2 separate regions of the Mus musculus genome follow, and region 1 is linked to region 2. A link is a loop called in an ENCODE intact Hi-C map of the cell type or tissue named here. Cell type or tissue: heart. All regions are shown on one strand. Links, peaks and the distances in the headings refer to the core of each region. The heading gives the core; the rest is flanking DNA.

Region 1 (8,008 bases), core at 1,939-6,938, 160 kb before region 2:
ATATAATCCAACTTGTCTTTTATAAGTATTAGTAGTGTTGGTGTCTCTTAGTATTCTTACAAAGGGGCTTGAGCAATAAAAAACACAATGTCTGCTGAATGTGGTTAGAATTACTTCTGTATTTGTTGTATTTTTCTGCTCTGCCATTAGGTGTCAAGTGCACAAAATTAATAATATAAAGAAATCTCTGGTTGGAGTGATGGCTCAGTGGTTAAGAGCACCGATTGCTCTTCCAGAGGTCCTGAGTTCAATTCCCAGCAACTACATGGTGGCTCACAATCATCTATAATGTGATTTGATTCCCTCCTATGGTGTGTCTAAAGACAGCTACAGTGTACTCACATACATGAAATAAAATTAAAAAAAAAAAGAAATCTCAGGATTTTCGTCTAAAATGTTTAATTTTTTAAAATGATGCTAGAGAGTGAACAAAGGGTCACTAAGCTATACCTCAACCCCAAATCCCAGGTTTTAAAATCTAAACAGGATGCTGAGGATGTACTTCAGTTTTTAGGGTACTTGACTAACATGCATGAAACCTTGGGTTGGATCTTTAGAATTTCATAAAGCTGTGTTGGCACAGCTTGTGGGATGGAGGTAGGGTGAACAGAAGTTCAACATTATCCTTGGCTCAAGGGCAGCCTGGGATATGAAGACCCTGTCTCCAAAGCAACTTAAAAACAATACAATAGACTCTAAGTCTATGGTTTATCATTAATTTGCCACACAAGGAAACAGGTAGCCTTATCTTCTGCTTTGAAACAGTTTTGGCTTAGCAGGATGTTATAAAGGCAACTGTGGAGATCAGGGTATATCCTAAGTTACTCCATACTAGAAAGATTTGGGCTTTCAGGCCATGCCTTGTCCTGCTTTGTGAGGAATATGGAAGTTGACCTTGTGAAGGAAAAAGTAGGATGGTGAGCGAGGCTCCACAGGCCCCTGAGATGCCTCCAAAGAGTCCTGATCTGCCATTCATGGTATTATATCTAAGATGGCTCCTGGAACACCAGAGAGAAAGCAAAGAGGAACCAGGCAGGGTGATGGCTGCTTCCCCATCTTCACAGATGTCCTAACAGGTGACAGTACTTCCTCCACCTTCTGAGGAACCTTACCAGACAGGGCTTTCATTAGAGCATGGTGATGGTGTGTCAAGTATTTAGGGGCATGGGATGGGTTCAAACACTGTATATAAGCTGATGTGCTGGTGAAGCTTAAATCTTCACCCTGATGCTGGTGACACTCTCCAGAACAGGATTCCCTGAGATTTGTCATTCGACTCTGTCACCTCTAACCCCCATCCTCTGTCCTGTAATTTTATTAAGCAGCAGTTTGCTCAATTTTGAGGCAGAAAGGCTTTACATTTTGTTTGTGCAAGTAAACAAGCACTACACTGATAAATTAATGCAAATAAAACACCTGTTGCTCTTGCTGAGGCCATGGGTTCAATTTCTAACACCCATGTGGTAGCTCACAACCATCCAATTCCAGGGAATCTGATGCTTTCCTCTGATATTTGTGGGTAACAGCTAAACATGCAAAACAATCACACTAAAACAAATCTTTAAAATAAAATTTCAAAATCCACCACCTTTAAACTTTATAAACCAGGGACACATAGACACCTAGGTATATAAGAATCATTATTATCAGAGAAACCAGGTTTGTGAGTTTATCAAACACACCAGACCAAGGAATTCTGCAATTCCTGGGCTATATGAATCAACAAGTATTAACAAATGTAGACTGTCTCCAGAATTGTTTATTTCTCTGTTGGACTTCCATTCATCTGGATCCATTGTGCCCTAAGTCAGCTTTGAGGCCTTGAACCAATGGTGGTTTGGCAGCTTTGTCACAGAACAGCTCTGGGATTGGGTTCTTTGTATTACTATTTTATCTATTATGATTCTCTTTTGCATTTGGATGAGCCTTAAGCCTGGTTGCCTTCAGTAAAGGTCCTTAGAGTTCTGTGTGCTAGCATTCCTTCTAGGCTCCACCCCAGCTATCTGGCAACAGCCTGGTATGCCCAACTCACTATTAAAAAGGCTGTTTGCCCCCTCCTCATTCTCTTATCTTCTTCTTCTCTGCCCCTTCTTCCTCTCTCCCCATGTCCCTCCCTCGCTCTCTCCACATGTTCCTGGATGGCCTCTTTCCCTCTCCTCTTTCTCTTCCATTCTCTTCCTCTACTCCCTCAACTCCCCTCTCCATGCCCTAAATAAACTCTATTCCATACTATATCCATATATATTATACTATAGCTGGTACCTCAGGGAGAAGGGATGACTCAGCATGGGCCCACAGAGGCACCCCCCTTCTACCTCACCATATAGATCCCTGGCCAAGAATATTCCTGGCTGGCTGGCTGGCTTTCTTTCTTTCTTCTTTCTTTTTTATAAAACACAACACTGGACGTTTTTTGTTTTTTTTCTTTTCTGTTGTGTAGCTCATTTTTGCTGTGTGACAAGTGTGACTTAGAGATTTAATATTAGCAATTAGGATTGCAGTGTAATAAAAGAACCTTGATTTGGGATAGATTTCAATTGGTCATAGATATAATCCCAGTACTCAAGAGGGCTGAGGCAGAATAACTACTTCAAGTTGGAAGCTAACCTGAGCTAAGCTATATAGTGCATTTTAGGCCAGCCTAGGCTAGAAGTATTTGAGATTGCCTCAAAAATCAAACCAACCAACCAACAACAACAAAAAAAAAATCAATTAACTTAGGTTATTTAGGTTGTGAGATTTGCACAACTGATGAAGTGCTTGCCACACAAGCACTAGGAACTGAGTTCCTAACCAGTGCTGGTGAAACAGACACAAGAGGATCCCTGGAGCTGGCTGGCTAGCCAGCCTAGCAGAATTTAAGAGCTCCAAATTCAGTGAGGGACACTGTCTCCCAAAATACAGTGGAGGATTACTGGGAAATGCCAACATCAATTTCTGGCCTCCACAGCATGCACACATATGCAACTGCATACTCACATAACTGCCTGCCTCTGCCTCTTGAGTGCTGGGATTAAGGGCATGCACCATGGCCTGGTCAAAACCTTTCATTAGAAAAATGACAGCTTCAATTTAGACATAAGGGAATGAAGAATCCAGTTTGATCTTTACCCCCAACTTGTGCTACAGTTACTTTATTTGAGATAAATTACAGAAAACTGTATCAAGATTGGGGAGGACTTTGCTATTGTTGAGGGTTTCCTTGAGGTTTCTTTGAACATTATTCATATTCAAGCCTCATTAGCTTGCTCTTTTTACAATGTTTTTAAGATTTTCAGCAATTTCCAAGAATGTAGAATGTTGGCTATAAAAAAACGTGTACACTATGTAACAATAATCTTTGTCTTCCTTTGGTCTCTGATATTTAAGCATTTTCAGGAGGAAAGTATGCCTGCTACCAGTTTTCCACTTCAAATGATAATTTACTTAGCATAAATGTTGGTTTGAAAAACACGTGGTATCACATATGGGACCCAAGGAATTTTTTCTTACAGTAACTAGATTTTAAACAAAGTTCTTTTCACAAAACAGTTTTCTTACCAAAATACTGAAACATGTATTGGGTTTTGTTTATGCCCTTCCCTCTCTTCTCAAAATGGGGGAACTTCTACTGATCTTTAAAATTGGACTCAAATGCCACTCCCTAGTGGAGGGCTGCTTTTTGAGATGAGATCTCACGTTAGCCCAGAAACACCTGGAACTCAATCTTTCAGCTTCTGCCACCCTTCGCAATCCCAAGACCAGAGGAGCGAGCAACTGCACTGAGGGGTTCTCAACAGGATTGTCTCAGATCAGCTCCTACAGCTCACTCACTAAGGGGAGTATGTTCTGTAGCAAGCATAAAGAGGATTATCCGTTCCTCTGTGGGTCTGAGTCCCGGGAGGGGAGAGTTTTGAGCGCCGGGGAGGTGACTTCCTCACTTTTCCATCTCTTTTAGAGCCTCCCATCAGGCACACGGTGGGTTCGGTGACACCGGAGTGCTACTTTGGCGAGCTTTTGCCCGCCAGAAACTCAACCCATTCAGCTGATTCTCCGCGTCCCAGAGGTGGCGCCACCGCAGGCGTGTCAGCTGGTGCACCGGTTCCCGCCAACAACAGAGGGTTTCAAACCAAGCAGAGCGTTGCAAACCAAGCGGCGGCCGCGGGGAAGCGGCGACCTCCGGACCACCGCCTGCCAACGCCTCGTGCTGCCCGTACCAGCTCGCGGACCCCGCGGAGGAAGGCGACCCGGGCGTTCGCCCTGCTGACAGAAACGCTCTCCTAGAAGAAGACTCCCAGGCACTGCTTTTACTGGCCCGGAGACGCCGTCCGGCTTTTGCCTAACGGTGACAGGAAGCGTGGAGTGAGGGTGTGCTCAGAGGTGTGGAGGTGGCCTGAGACTGCTCTTGGCTCACCGCGCAGAGAAGCGCTCGCGGGGAAGCTACGGGACAGCACTGCCAACCGAGACCGCGGAGACACTACTCAGGCTCTCAGTGCCCCGGTGACACGCCTACTGTGGGAGGAGCTCCGTCCTTCGCGCGAGAACTCGCTTCGCCTCACCTCTTCCTAATGCGAAGTCTCGCGAGAAGCAGCTAAGGAGCCGGCCTGCAACCTGCCGGGGCGGCTCTGGTAGGCGCAGCCGGTGGAGCGGCCGCCTCACACCTAGCACCGGAGGGGTCCGGTTCAGTGGGCGGAGGGAGCGGAGCGTCGCTCTCTCTTGGAGCTCTTCCCCAAGACCCTCGGTGGACGTCTCAGGGGCCAGCAGGTTGGAGCGGGCCGGGTGCGGGCGGCTGGGTTTGTAGTGGAAGCCGAGGGCGAGGCTAGCTGCTGTGAACCGGGCTCCGGGAGGCTGGCGGCGGCTCCAGGAGCGTGGGGCGCGGTGCTCGGGGCTGCCCGCTTGAGCACCGGGTCCGGAGAGGCGGGGAAGGGAGCTGCTTTTTGGGTTAGGAGTCTGGAGGCCTTTTCCCAGGGGAAAAAAAGCTATTTTCTCACACCTCCTTTCCAGGGCAGAGTAACCCAGTGCCCCGCCCCTTTCCTGTCATCTTTGGGTCACCGCGGCGACAAACCGAAGAAGGCGCATCACAATAGGGCGGTGAGTAAGGCTCCCAGTTTGGGGATAAGGTGGTGGGGGAGTTGCCCTTTGGATGGAGGATGAGACACCTGTGATGTGCTGCTGTGTGCTTTTATTCTGTAACCGTTTCAACGAGGGTAAAGCTTGGTTTCCCACTCTAACTTGCCCAGAAAAGGTTCAGATTTATTCTCTGTGAGTCACAAGCCCTCTGACACCCCTGATTTTGGGGTATGGGCTGGAGGGGACCTGAGATTTCACTTAGTTTGTCAATGTGGGTTAGTGTGCTGTGCCTAACCTCGGTCTTTCCCGGGTTCCCATGTCTTTTTTTTTTTTTTTTTTTTTTTATCTCTTTAAAATTTTGAGTCTTAGCCTCTTATTGGTATTTGGAGTCCACGACCAGGCTATAAAAAAGTTTTCCACTTTGTGCATTTAGTATAGGAAATTATTTTATAGCCATGTAAGAGTCTGCACGCTTTTTATTTCAGCTAACAATCTGAATGAAGCAGTACAGTGTATTGATTGGCAGTTGGGTTTCTTTCTGTTCTTGCCTGCCTCCCACTCTTCTCTTGCCCCACCAGCCCAATTTGATCCAAACTTTTTAGAGAGGGGTTTAGGGATGAATTTTGAATGAAATAGACTGTAGAAATTGGATGGAAAGATAAAATAAGACATGTGAATGTAAAGACTGAACAAGTTTCTGCGCTGGAGAGTCCATCTAGAACTCAACCGTGGGCATTGAACCAAGGACTGATGCTGAATATTAAGCAGAAAGCAGTAGAAAGTACTTGGAAAATTACTAAATGGGAGGTAAAGATGAGTTAATATAGTTTTCGAGGACAGTTAATTTTGGAGATTTTAGGCTTAATCGTTTTTTCTAACACAGAGGTTAGTACTCAGCGCTTATTCTTATGGGTTGAGAAAAGGTAAGAAGGAAGCTTCAGGAACATGAGGGTGGTTAGGACCCAGAGCAACGGAGTTCAGAAAGTTCTGCGAGATGTTTTGCTTGTTAGACATTTTTTCACACTATTCAAACTTCCAGGTAGGCTTTTTACCTCCTGTATTATCCTCCCACAAGTCTGAATTTTGTTCTGTTCTTCACAAAGACTTGTGTATTTTTTTAAACATTAAATGAAATCACAAAGAACTGTGGTCTGCTTTGTGACCATTTACATTTAAATGGTCTCATGGAGTGTACAACTGAACTGGAGATACTCTGTCTCTCAGAGAGATAAGAATGAGTAAGTTTCACATGCCTTCAGGTACTAGGCAGATAATGAGCATGTCAGTGCGCTAGAGAGCTTCTCTCCTCTGAGCCGTATTCAGTCCGTCTGATTAATTGTATGAATGTGCAGTCAGTTGTCAGCCTTCTTAAAAGAATATAGGAACTCTAGAATTTTAAGTGCGACTTCCTGATATTTGAAATATTGACAAGTAAAACAAAGATACCTTCATGTGACCCAGCCAAACCCAGTTGTATTTTAACATAAAAGTATTTTAGAGCTATGTTTTATGTCTTGGTTTAGGAAGCTGTATATAGGTCAGAATTAATTTTATAACTAGAAACAAGCTTAAGTCAACTATGTCAGTTTGGAATTACAAATTTTTAGAAAGACTGTGAAAAAATGTCAGCTCTTAATAAAATAGTTTAGTGCCCTTTAAATATAGGGCTACAGATTAAACAGATAATTTCTAAAGTAGTCTCTCATTGTCTGTCTACACTTTTGTTTTTTTTGTAGTTTATTGCTGGTTTGAAATCATTAAATGGAAAAAAAAATCTATAAATAAGAAGCACATAATTTTTAAATTGCATACTATTCCAAGTTCAATGATAAAATCGTGTTTCTCACACTACCCTGCCTGGAATGTAAACCACCCCTTTCTCCAGTGAATCTGACTAGGATATGCTCCCATCCATCTGCTACTTTAGTAGTAATTTGTTTATCAGACTGACTGATAATTTTACAGTGTGGTCAAGAACCCTTATTTTATTTAATGATGGCCCACAGTACAAAAGTAGTGCTGTTACTAATTCGTCTATGTCAACAAGAAGCCATAATATGCTGCTTGTATGTGAGAAAAGTGAACATCCCTAACTTTATAGGGAAAGAAAAAAATCATGCTAAAGTTGCTAAGATGTATACTCTAGTCACAGAAATGTTTTACTAGGGTATATTACAATTTTCCTATCTTACTGTTAATTATTGTTACTGTGCCTAACCAGTAAAGTTTCCCATAGATATGTATACATGAGAATTCATTTGGTACTTGTCACAGTTGCAAGCATATACTGATAACCTTGAAATATATACTTTAAGAGGGACTATATTAACATTTTACTACGGGAATAACTGAAGAAACTTTATTGATTTGTGCTTATTATTTGATTTATAAGTATCTTAAAAGAGTATATTAGTTTATTTAGAAGGTCTTTATTACACTTGTACCTAATATGTAAAATTAAGTCCAGGATACCCTCTATAGTCCATCTCAGGATTTGAATACTTAGTATTTGCTATACCTTACCACACTGTCCCTGGGTATTGACTTTTACCAGAGGACATATGGATCCCCTGGTGCGTGGGGAGAGTGTGAAGCTTGGGAATGGGATAAAGAAAGTGTGATGTGAAACAGACATTCTTGTGGTGCCTCTTCTTTACAGAAAGCATTGATTTAAATTGTTTTTTCTAGTAAGAAGAATGGGTACTTTGATTAAACTTTGTGTCATAGTATGACTTAGTGGCATTTGTGGAATTGAACCTTGTGGATTAAAATTCATTTACGCACTAGTAGGAAGTATTTTAATCACATAATCTGCTCAAGCTCTGTTGGGCTGTGAGGAATGGGAGTTTATAGGTCACTCAAGTCCCAAGAGGTCGATCTTGCAAAGTAAGAGTCTTTATCTTAGTGGTAAAGTCATGAGAGCCAGGTAAGGAACAGTTTCAAAAAGGAAGAAGGACTA
Region 2 (8,008 bases), core at 2,055-7,054:
GGTGTCAAGACAAAGATTGTTCCCAAAGGTCCCAGTGCCGGAGTTTGAACAGAAAAGTGGGTGTGTAAGGACCCAGATGTAGGGAGGATCAGGCTAGGGCTGGCACATGGGAAGGGCTACCCTTTAGCTTGGCTGGACAGTCCTGTGCACACAGCAACTTCGGGCCAGCATGTGGGCTGGATGTAGAGAATCCCCCACAACACATGGAGGAACAGAGCAATGAGGAGTAACACCGCTGAGCCACTGCAAAGTGTGGGGTGAAGATCTTAACATACATATGCAGTATCTTAACTCATTTGGTCCACACTGCAGCTCTAGGTACCAGAGGTAGATCCCATCAGCAGGATGCCGATGGGATGCAGATATAGAGAAAAAGCAAGTTGGCCATTAGTGATGAAGGATGCAATCAAAAGCTGGGCTATGAAAGTATTGGGGCTCTAAACCCCCTAACAAAACTGCCTGGTTGAACAGCTGGGAGAGAGGGGCATGAAGAGCTCTAAGCTCCAGGATGGTGTGCTGATTCTGGGGAAGAGTGCTTGAAGATAGGCTGCAAGCCTGTAACCCCACAGGACACTACAGGAATCTGCCATAGCTAAAGCAGGAGGGAGTGGGGCTTGACTAGAGATGGAACTGTGGAGGTGGGGGTTGGGGGTGAGGAGGCAGCATGAGCAGAAGGTAGATGCTGACCTTCAGCAGGAACAGGAAGGGAATCAAGAAAGCAACATGACCTAAAGGTACAAGGAAGAGGTGACTGACTTCCAGAGAGTGAAAGGCAAACAAAATCAAGCTGCAAAGGGACCGACCAAGACAACCTGGAATTCAAGACTTAGAAAGTTTTTACAAGTCTGAAGAAATATACAGAAGGAAAGTAGGGAGAAAATCCTCAGCAGGAGAATGTTCAGCTCTAGGACAGTCTGGCATCCAGCAAGGAGATATCCAGACTCAGGGGCACCTAGTATGGGAAAAGCCTGGTGTACAAGAGGCTCACAATAGACCTGTTTCTTCCTATTCCCAAATCAAGACAAAAAGGTTCCACTGAGACTGGTGGGGTTTCTGAGGGCAGAGAGCACAAAGGATGTTCTAGTGACAGGAGCCTGGCAGAGGTGGGAGGGAGTGGCATCTGGCACTGAGGAGAGGCTTCCTGTGTGCTAGGCATTTGACATGCATCATGTCCTGTCATCCTCCAAGAGGCAGGCACTGTCACCGGCACCCAAGGAGCAGCAGGGAGGTCAGAGAAGCCGGGCACGTGTCCAAAGCCACAGGGCTCCAACCCAAGTCCAGCTCCTTCTTCCACCAGAACCCAGGGGCTCCTGCCTATTCGAGAGCAGTGGGAAAAGCAGTGTTTTCTGCCATCTGAGAAAAGGGGAAGGCACAGAGGGGAGACTGGACAGGGTGCTCTGAATGGGGAAAAAATGCCAAGGAGTGAAAGTCATAGCAGGTGGATGGAGGGGAGGAGAAAGGTTTAGGGTCCATCTGCCTGCGTCCCGTGATGAAGTGACAACAGAGAAGACTGACAGAAAAGAGCATGCTTGTGTCCCTGAGCTCCCCGATTAACCTCAAAAGTCTAGAAAGGGTTTTGTCTTTTCTATTTTCCCTGCAAACGCCTATATCAGATAGCACCACACCGAAGCCACCATCTGAAACTGCCATGCTGTCAGGGACAGGAGCTCTTTCATCTTCACATTCTCCTACCACAGTGGGGCGATGATGGAATCATAGAAAGAAAGAAAGCTCAGAGACAGAAAGCAGACTGTCCGATGCACACAGATAAAATCATTCATTTTTGCATGCTCATATGCAGAGCTATTAATATGGCCAGGTCTTTCCGTGGCGCTTATGCATACATGAGTCCCAGTGAGACTGGGGATGTGAAGGAATAAATCTGAAAACACGGCCACTTCCTTTTCCTGCCCCGTGGCATGTAAACCTCTTCTACAAATAGCAGTGATACGGGTGAATCGTCATCAATTATAAATCATTTGAAATGGATCCCTTTAAACACCATCTGTTGATCTACTTAACTGTCCCATGAAAAAAGGACTTTCACTCAATTGTTCTGACAGCTCCAGGAGGTAGATGCCTATCCTGATTCAAATTTATTCAATACTGGGAGGCATATAGAACCTAAGAGTGGTAGAAATCTTTGACATCCCTTAGATCAACTGTCTGACTTTTCATCAGAGGTGAACATAACCCAGAAAGGTGTAGTAATTTGCTCTTCGTAGCAAAGCCACCTGGTTCCAGTCAGGGCTAGAACCTAGTTTCATGCCTCCTAACTCCCAGGTTACCACTCTTCTACGCCTTATCAAAGCCTCTCCCATTTTAAGCAGCAGAGATTGGAACAAAGTACAAATTTAACTGCTGTTTTAACATCGTCATTATTCACTGGCAACATCTAAGATAGAACCAAAGTGCTGCTACAGATCCAGCTTCCGCTGATACACCCAATTTCAAATCTGCCTAGAAAATTTCTAACCCTTCTAAATATGTTCAACAACCCATTTTAAAAGACTTAGCAATAATATAAACCCAGGAACAAAGAATAAACTTAAGGATTACATTTTGTATTTAAAAATATATCTATATATATATTGGAACTTCACTGGTATGGGAATCAAATTTAACAGCAGCGAACCATCCTCCCCTCTTTCTTGCAAGCACAGGGAGCCTGAGATTATTCAAAACTGCTCAAGAGCAGCAATGATTATTTTAAGCTCATGATTCAACTAGTACATTAATTAGAAAATCCACCAACCCAAATTGACAGATCCTGGTATCAATGGGAACTTAAGAATAAAAATAATAGTTGTTAAGTAAAAATAGATTGAAAGAGGGCACAGCAGCAAATGTGAAAAGGAAAAATGACAAGCAAGAGCAGTAGGAAAAAAAGCATTTAATGATCAGTTTTCCTGGACATAAAAACAAAACCCACAACGAAGATCTTGGCAATACTGGTACTGTCAAAAAGTAATTGGTCGTGATTACAGTCTCTGATTTTTGGAAGTTAGGTGAGAAAACTTGATTAATGATTTCTTACTTTAAAAGTAGCAACTTAAGACAGGAGAGGAGCCAGATCTCAAGGGGTCAGAGGGTCAAAACTAGGCTAAATGTAGGGAAAGGACTGGAGAAGGTGCACCCCGAACAGGTAAGGGGCGATCATGTCAGCTTGGCCAGCGCAACTCTGACAGACACACACACCGGTGTCCAACGCACTCATTTCCGAACACAACCCGCTACGCGACCCCGGGGATGGCTTCCATGTGCGCCCCGAGTCTGCCTAAAATTCTATCTTTGACTTCTCCCTGCAAACCCGAGCACCCCAAGCTGTCTACACTGGGGTAATCTCCAGTGGAAACCTTCCTCTTCCCCGATTATCTGTCAAACCCGCATCGGAGTGAAGCCTCTGCTGCGCACTCCTTGGGTCTCTGACGCCTACCGGGCACAGGGCACAGTCCCCACGCCATCGGGTACCTACTCCCAGACCCAACGGGGAAGACACATCCTCCAGGACCACCCAGGTACCGGACAGCGCAGGCCCGACGGCTGTCCGTGGGCCTGGTCCAAGCCAGCCAGGGGATTCCCGGGGTCCGCGCCAGCCCCAAGACAGGCCATAGGGACGTACCAGTACGGACTCCCCGACTTGACGGAGACGCCCTCCCCGCCCCCACCCGGCTCCCGAGGGAGAAGTGTAGAAGGGTTGACCAGGCAAGCGCCGCATAGCATCGTTCTGCCCGCGTCCCGGCCATCTCCTCGGGGATCCAGAAGCTCCCGGGGATGTATCCCGGAGCTCTTCCCAGGTTCGGGTCATTGCTGCCACCCGGTACTGCTGTCTCTTTAAGAGGCCGCTGGCCGCCCCCTCCCGAGCCAGGTGGTGATGCCCGCGCGGGGAAGGTGGGCGCACCCGCTGACAGCGTCCCAGGGTCCCCCCAGTCCTCCCCCGCCCGCTGTGCAGCCCAGGCGGGGAAGATGGGGGTGCGCGGGAGCGGCGCCTTTAAGGGGCGCAGCCTCCCCGAGGCTAGGTGGGGGCTGGGAGCCGCACGGGCCCTTTAAGGCCGGCAGCGGGCACGTCGGGCAGGGCTCCCGGCGGCCCGGCTGCGCCGCGGGCGGGGGCGGTGCGCCCGCCCGGGAACTCGCGACCCCCGACGGGACGCCCCGAGACGGCTGCTGCCCGCAGCCATGCCGACACTCACCGTGGCTCGCTGCGAGCGCCCGCGCCCGCACCCGCACTCGGATCCCGCGGCGGCGGCGGCGGCAAGTCCGGCGCGGGTAAACAGGCACCTCCGTCCCTGACCTACTTTCTGCCTTCCCTAAATGTCGCACCACTAACCTACTTTCCGACCAATCCGCTCCCCGCCGGCCCAGGCCCGGCCCCCCGCCCACCAATCGCTGTGCCCAACCCCCCTTCCCCGCCCACCAATGGAGGAGCCGCGCAGCCCGGATACCTGCCTCTTCCCGTTAGCCAATCAGAGAGAGCGAACGGAGTTGTCTTGGCGGACAACCCAAACCAATTCGCGTTCTGCTCTGCGTTAGGCTAGCCAATCGAGTGACCGATAGGAAAGCCTCTGACCAATGGCAAGACGGCAGGGCTGGTTTACCTGCTACTTTCCCTTCACCAATCATTTGGCGCACAGAAGCACACGCCCCGAGGAGTGGACCAATTGGCACGCTCTGTGGATTTCTTGCCCCAGCCCTCGGTTTTCCCCCTCAGGTCTAAAGCTCGCTGAGGCCACTGCGTTGCGGACTCTGCGAGCTCGCCGTTGTCCCCTGCTCCTCAGCCGCGTCCCTGGCTAGTGACTGCCTCTCAGCTCTCCCTCCTCCTCCGTCCCCTTCCTGGCTCGCAGAACACTGAGAAAACGCCGCATCTCTTCGCCCATCCCTCTCCAGCTCCATCTAGGAAACCACATTTTAGGAACACAGAGTGACAGAACCTTCCTGAAACCCCTGGCTTGTCCTAGTCGGAACCACAGCGCTAATAGCTAGCGCATTTAGAAGACTTTTCCTTCCGACGACTAACCGGATCGCGCGTTCTTTTTTTTTTTTTTTTTTTTTTTCTCTTGACCTCCAAGCGTCCAGTGGAGCTGTCATTCCCGATCGGAAGAGAAGTCTCCCGGGGGTGGTGGCGTAGTCTGTAATTCCAACCCTCAAGAAGCTGAGGCAGGGGCATAATCGCGAGTACTGAGCTAGCCGGGGCCACAGGGTGAGACCTGAGCAAGATTCTATTACATGTTATGGACATGGCCCTAGCAAATGTACTTTGCAAAAGTATCAAAGGAGCGGGAAAGAAAGAAAAGTTGCAAAGTTGTTTGTTTGGGTGGTTAGTTGTTCTGTTGTAGCCCTAGCTATCCTGGAACTCCTGTAGATCATCAAGCTGGCTTTGAATCCAATTCACAGAGATCCGCCTGCTTTTGCCTCCCGAGGCACCACCTGCTCAGAGATTTATTTATTTATTTTTAAAGAAAGAGACAGAGAGAGGGGAGGAAGAGGAGGGAGGGAGAAATAGAGAGAGAGGGGGAGAGGGAAAGAAGTTGTCTTGTTTCTACCTTCAAACAACTGGCAAACCTTCTAAATGTTAAACTTCCTGATAGCAAGGCCACTTCGTCCTTTTTGAACCATGTGTGCTCCCTCCCCTTTAGCATGTGCTGGAGGGGCCTGGGTGGGGTGTTGGGGATAGGGCTGACACCCAGAAAGTACTCTGCAAATGTGGGCTGGATCCATGAACAAATGGGATCAAAACACTCGACTCACTTATGTGAAGTGGACCAGCTCGTGTGACTATAGAATGAATTCTAGACAGGCAGGTTCCTGGGACACAAGGCAGCATTTCAATGCTTATAAAGCCATGACCCATGTCCAGCCCTTTGCAAGGCACACAGCCTTGGTTGAAATGTGAATTGGCTTCAAGACCAAAGAACTTCATGGGTAACTTCCCACTTCCCCTGAGTTTCAAAGCAGATTTATTCTTTCTCTGTCCTGTTCTGTGAAGGAATCTCTCTGTGTAGATGGAACTTTAATACAGCATTAGAAAAGATATTACTTACAAGATGGAAATGTGGGCTGGATGCTGACCTAATTAAATGGACTAATAGCTAGCTAAGTACCAGTAACCTGAAGATGCTGGCTGATGCATCCCACAATATCTCTCTACCGTGTTGTGTGCCGGGCATGTGCTAAAAGCTTTCCCTCCTTTTTTTTCAACCCCTGTATCCTGACAACCACCCTGTGCAGAAAGCAGTTCTTACCCCATTCTACAAATAAAGTGTCAGTCATGTTCTAAATGTGGCTTCCACGCTAAAGGCTCACATCAGGCCAGTTACCAAAAAATGGTGCAAGGCTCTCAACTAGGCCCAGACTCAGGATTTTTACCCATGTCCTGAAAGAAAAACTAGGAACTTTGCATTCATTTTCCAGGTAACAGAAAGCCAACAGAGGAAGAGATACTACTTAACACCAGCCAAATTTGATAGGGAACAATGGGCTCCTTAATAGGGTCCCATCTTGGGAAGCCTGCTGTTCTTAGACAGGGTAGGGCAGAGGTGTCTGAACAGATGCATAAAAGAACAAGATGGGAGCCCTAAGTCACACACAACTCAGTCTCAGTCCACAGAGATTTGTGGCTGCCCAGAGAAAGAATGCTGTCTCCGGACAACCACTGAAAGTCTAAGAGAAAGCAACATGGGCTGTCTTGATCAGTACCCACATGGAGTTGCCTGTGACTGAGACTTGGCAAAGAAAAATTATCACTGTGCACAAGGAGAGAGATCAGGATGTAATGAGACTAGAAACTATGCCACATGAGGAAAGATGAAAGGAAACAGAAGTTTTTGCCCCGGGGAGTACAAGGTAGCTTTCTTCACATATTTGAAGAGCTGTCAAATAGAGGAGAAATTAGACTTACTCTTTGGGGCCCGGAAGGGATGGAAGGACAGGATGTGTGGGTGGAACCTCATTGGAATCAACAAAGAGAATTTTATAGTAACTCTAGCTGCCTCTGTCTTGATGATACATTGTCCTACTACAAAAAAGGTTCACCAAGGAATAGCTGGCCAAACCGGGGATGGGGGTGGGTTAAGACTCTAGCCCTCCATGTGCCTTGATTATCTTCTTTTTTATCTTGCTTTTTTCTACCACTAGTAGACAAAGGATGGCTTCTCCTTGTGCAAACCTGGTTTTTTTATGGTCAGTTATATTTTCCATAGTGCTTCTCTTTGTTAGAAACCCAAACCCGTTTATCTTCTACTGGCACCTACTTTGCCTTTTATTCTTTACCTTCCAGAACAATGAATTTATCAATTCTTTCAGAACAACTAAAAAGTCAAAGTAAGTACTCTCAATCTAAGTTTCCTGAGCATGAATAAAAATCACACAACCGGGCTGGTGAGATGGCTCAGTGGGTAAGAGCACCCGACTGCTCTTCCGAAGGTCCAGAGTTCAAATCCCAGCAACCACATGGTGGCTCACAACCATCTGTAACATGATCTGACTCCCTCTTCTGGTGTGTCTGAAGACAGCTACAGTGTACTTACATATAATAATAAATAAATCTTTAAAAAAAAATCACACAACCAAAGAAGGGATAAAGAAAGGAAAAGAGATTATTTAGTGAGCACCTGGGAGTGCCAAATTCTTTAAATATGTTTAACATAACCCTCATCCCAGAAGTTCATGTACCTTCTACGCTAGCTAATCTTGATTGTCAATTTGATGCACTTGGGAAGAAAGAGAGACTGGCAATTGGAAATTGCCTCCGTTAGACTGACAACGTTTTCTTGACTGCTAATTGATGTAGAAGTACTCAGCCTACTGTGGGTAGTATTTTCCTAACACAGATGGGTCTGGTCTGTATGGGAAAGGTAGTTGAGAAAGCTAGGAAGAGCAAGCCAGTAAGCAGCATTCCTCTGTGGCTTCTGCTTCAGTTGTGCATTCAGGTTTCTGTCTTGAGCTCCTGCCCTGGCTACCCTGGATAATGGACTTTAGTGGGTAAGGCAAACAAGCCCTTTCTCCCCCCCAA

Evidence for each region. A loop is a pair of places that touch in the nucleus more often than their neighbours do. Peaks named below come from ENCODE experiments on the same cell type or tissue, not always from the same donor. Only the 100,000 strongest peaks of a DNase experiment are listed, where the experiment ranks them.
Region 1: it touches region 2 in a loop (2.3-fold over the local background); 1 of 42 quality-filtered maps calls a loop at or near these places.

The regions. Positions count from the first base shown.
Region 1 is chr7:113,365,934-113,373,941 of GRCm38, reverse strand. It overlaps Btbd10 (BTB (POZ) domain containing 10), which reads left to right and starts at 4,603. Exons shown (of 11, transcript NM_133700.2): 1 at 4,603-4,743; 2 at 4,984-5,070. In heart, for the core only: a CTCF peak has its summit at 4,043; DNase peaks (open chromatin) are centred at 4,121 and 4,531; H3K4me3 peaks cover 1,930 bases; H3K27ac peaks cover 1,816 bases.
Region 2 is chr7:113,203,827-113,211,834 of GRCm38, reverse strand. It overlaps Arntl (aryl hydrocarbon receptor nuclear translocator-like), which reads right to left and starts at 4,370. Exons shown (of 20, transcript NM_007489.4): 1 at 4,191-4,370. In heart, for the core only: no CTCF peak of the experiment used is centred there; DNase peaks (open chromatin) are centred at 4,094 and 4,524; H3K4me3 peaks cover 2,557 bases; H3K27ac peaks cover 1,325 bases; H3K27me3 peaks cover 2,367 bases.